2 separate regions of the Homo sapiens genome follow, and region 2 is linked to region 1. A link is an interaction called in ENCODE POLR2A ChIA-PET data of the cell type or tissue named here. Cell type or tissue: Caco-2. All regions are shown on one strand. Region 1 overlaps CAMK1D (calcium/calmodulin dependent protein kinase ID). Region 2 overlaps OPTN (optineurin).

The links. Peaks named below come from ENCODE experiments on the same cell type or tissue, not always from the same donor. Only the 100,000 strongest peaks of a DNase experiment are listed, where the experiment ranks them.
Region 2: POLR2A ChIA-PET joins it to region 1 with 5 read pairs; 2 of 35 experiments call an interaction of 5 or more read pairs at or near these places.

The regions. Positions count from the first base shown.
Region 1 is chr10:12,636,475-12,640,474 of GRCh38, forward strand. The region is part of intron 2 of CAMK1D (calcium/calmodulin dependent protein kinase ID); the gene reads left to right. Among named protein-coding and RNA genes, the nearest start is that of MIR4481, 15 kb to the right of the region's middle. RefSeq lists an enhancer at 2,256-2,756. In Caco-2, no CTCF peak of the experiment used is centred here; a DNase peak (open chromatin) is centred at 1,777.
Region 2 is chr10:13,119,334-13,123,333 of GRCh38, forward strand. OPTN (optineurin) reads left to right here. Exons shown (of 15, transcript NM_001008212.2): 8 at 3,052-3,154. Among named protein-coding and RNA genes, the nearest start is that of OPTN, 21 kb to the left of the region's middle. In Caco-2, no CTCF peak of the experiment used is centred here; no DNase peak of the experiment used is centred here.

The DNA.
Region 1 (4,000 bases):
GTGCCACCACACCAGGCTATTTTTTGTATTTTTTGTAGTGACGCAGTCTCACTCTGTTGCCCAGGCTGGCCTCAAACTCCTGGGATCAAGCGTTTCTCCCACCTCAGCCTCCCAAAGTGCTGGGATTGTAGGCCTGAGCCACTGTGCCTGGCCTTATATGCAGTTTTCGCCAATGAGGAAACAGACTGAGAGGGGTTGAATAACTTGTTTGAAGTTATACAGCCAGCAGATGTCGGAATGGGCATTTGGACCCAGCTTCCTCCAAAGCTGAGGCTTTTTCTGTTGTTCCACAGTGATTTTCAGTTAGAAGTTTTGATTCTGGCATCTTGCCTTCTGTCAGTAACTGTTTTCAGCACAGAACAGAATACTGTTCACATTTTCTCTGAATATTGGACATGCTTCCTGTGTACTTCAGTGTTCTTGCTCAGGAAATCTGAGGAGCCACCGAGCACCAAAAGAACAGGCATCTGTAAAAGCAACTCAGAATTAAGACCATACTTTTTATTTTTATTTTTTTGATACAGTCTCTCTCTCTCATCCAGGCTGGAGTACAGTGCCTTCATCTCAGCTCACTGCAACCTCCACCTCCCGGGCTCAAGCCATTCTCCTGCCACAGCCTCCCAAGTAGTTGGGATTATAGATGTGCACCACCATGCCCGGCTAATTGTTGTATTTTTAGTAGAGACGGGGTTTCACCATGTTGGCCAGGCTGATCTTGAACTCCTTGCCTCATGTGATCCACCCGCCTCAGCCTCCCAAAGTGCCGGGATTACAGGTGTGAGCCACTGCGCCACGTCCATACTTTATTTCTGAAGATAATTTGGAAACCTATATTTCTAAAATACGACTACTGTAGATACTTCTAGAACATTCTCCCTCTCTCGAAAGTCATGCGTTTGTTCTCAACTCTCACAGAAGGAAGTAGGTCCCTTCAGTGTTGCGATTACCTTCCTGCCTGTTGAAGACAGCCTCTGCGTCTTTCTTTAATGCAAACGCATGGACGTATGACATCCATTCACTTCTTTATCTCATCTGTGGCCAGCAGGGTGTATAGAGGCAGGTTGCAGAAATGCCAAATATTTCCCAAGGTCCCAGGCAGAATTCCTGGTGGTAGTGCTACTGGATTTGCTAATGTAAAGATGTCCTGATTTTGGGAGGGCGGGGGTGGGAAGTAAGCATACAATTGTGCAAATATTAGTAATCTCTTTTATTCTTAGAAGATACAGTCTGTTGAAGAACATGGTGAGGAATTGGCAGGAGAGCATCCGTGACTCCTTTAGCCTTTGTGAGGCTGTGGTGCTATATTGAGGCGGCTCACTCAGATGGGAACACCAACCATATGGTGGAGAAGGGAAGGAGACGTGTTCTTTCTCTAGTTTGGCATGCAAATGAGAAAGAAAGCGCTGCAGAGGCACAAGCTGGCTTCTCATCTCAGCAAGCAGAGGCAGGCCACCGATGTCCAGCCTTGTAGCCTCATCCTATCCACAGCCCGGCCCGGTAGCCTCATCCTATCCCCACCCTGACCTGTGCCTCTAGTGACCACAGGCAGCTGAATGGTGGAGGACGGGGGGATTCCGATATCCTTGTATTAGGAGGGGCCTCAGAGAAGGGGAGGCCATCTTCTGGGTTTGCTAGAAGCCCTCTCTCCACCCCAGTAACAACTCACTCTTTGACTGGAAGTACAATGAAAAGGGCTAGGGGGTGGGAGGGGCCAGGCTTCTAGCAGATGTTTCTGTTTGCCTCGTGTGCAGAACCACAGCTTCCACTGCCTGGCCCTCCCAGGTCTCTTTAGCAGCTGGGCGTGGTCTGGATAAAGTCCATACTCTAAGCCTGCTTGCTATTCACGCTAGCTGTTCTTTACTGTATCCCTCCACATCTACCCAGCCTCCGCCTCCTCTCCCCATCCTTTTATAATCATACCTCACTAAACCACCTGCTGTTCCCATTGCACTAAGCTCTCTACCACCTCGGGCCTTTTACAGAGGCTTTTCCCTCTGCATGGAGAACTCCGTTCCCGTCACCCCTCACTCTCTTTCCTTGGATAAATCCTGCTTGTTCTTCCTCTCCATCCGGAAGCCTTCCCTTGGCCCCCGACCCTGGCCAGCCTCCCCCTTTGTGAGCTCCTGCAGCACTGCACCCTCAGTTGGATGCCGCCTCAGAGTAGCCTGCTGGCTGGAGTCTCCTTAGACATCCTGAGGGTTTTAGTCATAGCCATAGCCCCAGAGTGCAATCGTGTCTGCTGCAGGGCTGGCCGATTGCATCCCACGTAGGCTGTGCAGCCCCACCTGTCTGCCCCTCATTTTGTATCACCAAATCTATAAATGTGGAAGAACAGTGGGAGTGAGCGAGGGGGTGAGGTTCCCCATCTTCCTCTGGGAGGGTGGAAAGGCGTTCACCTCCGTAGTCCCCGTTGGTGTCCCTCTCATCCCCCCACTTCTCTCCGCATCCTTGTCACAGTCAGCGGTGGCTCTGCCTGGCTTGCTGTCTTCCTTTCTCCTCTTGGAATGTCGTCTTCGTGAGGGCGGGAACCTCATTCCTCTGGTTCCTGCTTTGGCTTCAATACATAGCTCATTCCTGGGCCGTGGAAAGTGATCAGTATCCATTTGAATGTGTATGTGAATTCATTCAGTGGGCAGTGATGTACAGGACCTCCCGCCTCAGAAAGAGAAAGTCCCCTTTCTATTTTCCTGCTTTAGCAATATAGAGAAGCTTTTAAAAAGACCTAATCAGGCCGGGTGCAGTGGCTCACGCCTGTAATCCCAGCTCTTTGGGAGGCCAAAGCGGGTGGATCACCGAGGTCAGGCGTTCAAGACCAGCCTGATCAACATGGTGAAACCCTGTGTCTACTAAAAATATAAAACTTAGCCGGGCATGGTGGTGGGCGCCTGTAATCCCAGCTACTCGGGAGGCTGAGGCAGGAGAATCACTTGAACCCGCGAGGCGGAGGTTGCAGGGAGCCAAGATCACGCCATCGCACTCCAGCTTGGGCGACAGAGCAAGACTCTGTCTCAAAACAAGCAAACAAACAAACCTAATCAGAACCAGAAAGGGCTTTAAGCTCATCCTTGCTTAAATTTTTTTTTTAAATTTAATTTTTCCCCCCAAACCCAAGGAAGCCTCAGGAGCATTTTCGTCTGCATTTTCTCTAGCACACAATCACGTGTAACCTTGTTTTCAAGGAGAGCCTAATGTTTATCTACTTTATAATTAACATTTTGTTTTTCGGTGTCTTTTATTTGTTTAGTGATATTGATTTGCATACTGTTGCTTTAATTGCTTGATAATGTAAGCCCTTAGATGCTTCTCATGATAATGCTTCTGGAAACAGATTGTTATTTAACAATCAAATGACTAAGTGGATATATATATATATTTTTTGTTTGTTTGTTTGGGAATTCTTTTTGTGTCTCTGGAGTTCAAGGGGAAGCTTCTATGCGCCTGGAATTCTACATGGAAACTCTTGTAGCTCTGCTCGCACAATTGCTGATTTCTGATAGCACCAGCATCTCACATTCTGTGACTTTAATGAGAAGGAAAAAACTTGTAATGTCATGTTCTACGAAGCTCCCCTTTTGGAAGACAGAAACTGACAGATGTCCTTATTTTTATTCTGCAGAATAGCTCCTTCCTCTCGAAGAATCAGCGCTCCTAGCCCCAGCAATTTCTCCTCTTAGAAAACTCTTCATTTGCTTTGCTTGAGAGACTCCAGCTTGGGAGTCTGTTTCTCCAAATTTCTGATTTTGTTTGCTGGCAGCTTGCCCCCACCCCTTCTGGTTCAGCAGAGCTTTGCCCAAGTTGCAGGTTCTGTCAGAAGGAGTGGGGAGAAGGAGAAGGAGTTTAGAATCTCAAAATCCTGGCTCTGTGGTATTCAGCAAGTTAATGAACCATGTCTGTGCCTAGGTCGTCTCACTGCAAGAATAGGAATTGTAATATCTTCGTCACAGGTAGGCCCTTGATAAGCTAGCACGGTGCTTTCAACACATTAAGTACTGTGTGTATG
Region 2 (4,000 bases), 480 kb after region 1:
TTCACGTAGCATAATGTTTTTGAGGTTCATCTACAACGTAGCATGTATCAGTACTTCCTTTTCCTTGCTGAATAACCTTCCATTGTCTATATATACAACATTTTGTTTATTCATTCATCAGTTGATAAACATTAGAGTTGTTGCCACTTTTTACCTATTAGGAATAATGCTGCTATGAACAGTGTGTACAAGTTTTTACTGGGATATGTGTTTTTAATTCTCTGGGGTATATCGTTATGGGTGGAATTGCTGGGTCATACGGTATCGCTATTTCATATTCTAAGGAACCAGCAAATCATTTTCCAAAGCAGCTGCGCCATTTTGCATTCCCACCAGCAGTGCATGAGCATTCCACTTTCTCCACGTCCATACCAACACTTGTTTCTTACTGTTTTCACTTTGACTTCAGCCATCCTAGTGGATGTGAATTGGTATCTCATAGTTCTGATTTGTATTTCCCTAGTGACAGCGATGTTGAGCATCTTTTCATGTTGACCGTTTGTTTGATTTGGAGAAAAGTCTATTCAGAGCCTTTGCCCATTTTTAAAAATTGGGTTATTTGTCTTTTTATGTTGAATTATAAGAGTTCATTTTACATTCTGGATACAAGACCCTTATTAAATATATGATCTGCAACTATTTTCTTTCTTTTTTTTTTTTTTTTTTTGAGACGGAGTCTCGTTCTGTCACCCAGGCTGGAGTGCAGTGGCGCAATCTCGGCTCACTGCAAGCTCCGCCTCCCGGGTTCACGCCATTCTCCTGCCTCAGTCTCCCGAGTAGCCGGGACTACAGGCGCCCGCCACCACGCCCGGCTAATTTTTTTTTTTTGTATTTTTAGTAGAGACGGGGTTTCACCATGTTAGCCAGGATGGTCTCGATCTCCTGACCTCGTGATCTGCCCGCCTCAGCCTCCCAAAGCGCTGGGATTACAGGCGTGAGCCACCGCGCCCGGCTGATCTGCAACTATTTTCTCCCATTCTGTGGATCGTCTTTTCCCTTGATGGTATCATTTGCAGCACATTTGTTTTTATTTTGATGTAATACAGTTTATCTCCTTTTTCTTTTGTCACCTGTGCTTTTGATGTCCCATCTGAGAAACCGTTGCCTAACCCAAGGTCACAAAGATTTACTCCTATGTTTTTCTCCTAAGAATTTTGTAGTTTTGGCCTGGCGCGGTGGCCAAAATTACAGTTGGCCACCGCACTCCAGCCTGGGTGACAGAGTGAGACTCTGTCTCAAAAAAAAAAAAAAAAGAATTTTGTAGTTTCATCTCTGACATTTAAGCCTGTGGTCCATTTTGAGTTTGTTTCTGTGTATGTTGTGATATAGGAGTTCAACTTCATTAGACTCTCAGTTCTGTTTCATTGATCTATGTTTGTCCTTACGCCAGTACCACAATGTCTTGAGTACTATAGCTTTGTAGTAAGTTTTGAAATCAGGAAGTGTATTAGCCCGTTTTCATACTTATATGAAGAACCGCCTGAGACTGGGTAATTTATAAAAGAAAGAGGTTTAACTGACTCACAGTTCAGCATGGCTAGGGAGGCCTTGGGAAACCTAACAAATCCTGGCGGAAAGCGAAGGGGAAGCAAGGCACCTTCTTCACAAGGTGGCAGAAAGGAGAAGGAACGCAGGAGGCACTACCACACACTTAGAAAACCATCAGATCTCATGAGAACTCACTCACTATCACGAGAACAGCATGGAGGAAACTGCCCCCGTGATTCAATTACCTCCACCTGGTCTCTCCCTTGACACATGGGGATTATGGGGATTACAATTCAAGATGAGATCTGGGTGGGGACAACAAAGCCTAACCATATGAGGAAGGAGTTAACTGTGAGCCAGCTCCTGCTGTGGCTAAGGGAAGGGAATCAGAAGGTGGAGAGACTTGAAATTGCACTCGAGAGATAGTGCCTTCCAACTTTGTTCTTCTTTTTAAAGACTGTTGGCTCTTCTGGGTTCTTTGCTGTTGCGTAAGAATTTTAGGATCAGCTTGTTAATTTGTGAAAAAAGCCAGCTGGGATCTTACTAGGGATTGCATTGTATCCCCAAATGATTTGGGGAGAATTGCTATCTCCAGGATTGTGTCATCGCAGAGATAGTCTTGCTGCTTCTTTTCCAGTCTGAATGCCTTTTATTTCTTTTTCTTGCCTGATTATCCTGTAAAAAAAAAAAAAAAAAAAAAAAAAAAGTGTTACATAGAAATGGAGAGAGCAGGCATCCTTGTCTTGTTCCTAATCTTAGGGGGAAAGCTAAGGCCCCACCTTTGTCATCACTTCAGAGGTTCCTGGTGTCACTCATGCTTGAGTGTCCTGGAGTTCCCACAGTGTGAATCTGGTTGCTTCTTGGCTGTCCCTACTGTTGGCTCAAAGGTCGGCCTTCTTGGGCTGGTAAGGCCCCACTCAGACCTGTACTGCCAAATTTTCCTACTATTATTTCCTCTCCCTTTTTCTTTGTTCCTGTAGGCACATGGCTTTTTGAAGGTCCTTTTAGTAGAGTTTGGGCTGGGAAAAAAATTGCATGCATCTGTTCAACCCATTATCTTTAACCACAGTCTCTTGTTTCATTTGGATTGGGACGGCTTTCCTGTGGTTATGATTTGGTGTTAAGAATGGTGTTACTTTTTTTGTTGTCGTTTATTCGGTGACTTTTAAACTTAGCTGTGTCCTAAAAGGAAAAGTCTTTCCTTCTCTAATGAATTCTTATGAATGAGATACCATGTTCATGGAACACACATGCATCCACATGTGTAAACACAAACAATTTCAAAAACATTGCTGCATAGGACAGTTGCATGGAAACAAATGGTGTTCAAGATGAGTTTCACTTGCCTTTTACCTCTGTGTGTATTTGTCTGTGAATCAATTCTAGCCAATTTTAGGATGAAAAATAAAACTAATGCTAATATAGTGAATGTGTAGAGATTTTGAAAACCCCTGATCCTTTATCCCAATTGTAAACAATGTTCTTTTTAGTACTTCTGTAATAATTGCTATTTCTCTTAAAGCCAAAGAGAAAGTAACTTTTCTATCTTCTGTGATTTTCCAGAGTTTCAGATTTTGAAAAGAAAACAAGTAATCGTTCTGAGATTGAAACCCAGACAGAGGGGAGCACAGAGAAAGAGAATGATGAAGAGAAAGGCCCGGAGACTGTGAGTCCTAAGATTCCACGGCCACTACCACACCCACACACACGAGAGTAGTCCAGCCACTGAATTCAAATCTTGTGATGGGTTATTTGCTTTAGAAATATAGAAATCATGTTGATATTGAATATTATCTATCTATTCCTTTTATATGTCCTTGTCCTGCTCTGTGTCAATTGTAGCGAGATGTATTTCTTTTTTGTTGTTGTTGTTGGAGATGGAGTCTCACTCTGTCGCCAGGCTGGAGTGCAGTGGCACGATCTCAGCTCACTGCAACCTCCGCCTCCCAGGTTCAAGCAGTTCTCCTGCCTCAGCCTCCCAAGTAGCTGGGATTACAGGTGCCCGTCACCACGCCTGGCTAATTTTTGTATTTTTAATACAGACAGGGTTTCACCATGTTGGCCAGGATGGTCTTGATCTCTTGACCTCGTGATCCTCCCACCTCGGCCTCCCAGAGTGCTGGGATTACAGATATGAGCCACTGCGCCCAGCTGCAAGATGTATTTCTATCAGTATTCTACAAAACGATTTCCTATGTCTCTTCTTGACTGATTTCTTCTCCTCGGTCCTTCAATGAACAAGCCTACTGTAGGAAAAGGAATGTTGTCCACTTTATAATGAGATCATTTGAGGATATGACTTAGAAACTTGAGGGAGAATTGAAAGATTTGGGTTCTATCCCATTACTGGTTTGAATAAAGTAGTTTGAAAGGAAAAGGTTCACTGTTGTCTTGTTCAGTGTTGTCTGGTAATTGAGAGAGGTGCCTTCGAGTCTGCAGAGAGTCTTCAGCTTTCGGAAGTTAATGAAGCCGTGAAGGTTGATAGCCATAGGGGCCCACGTGAAAGGCATTT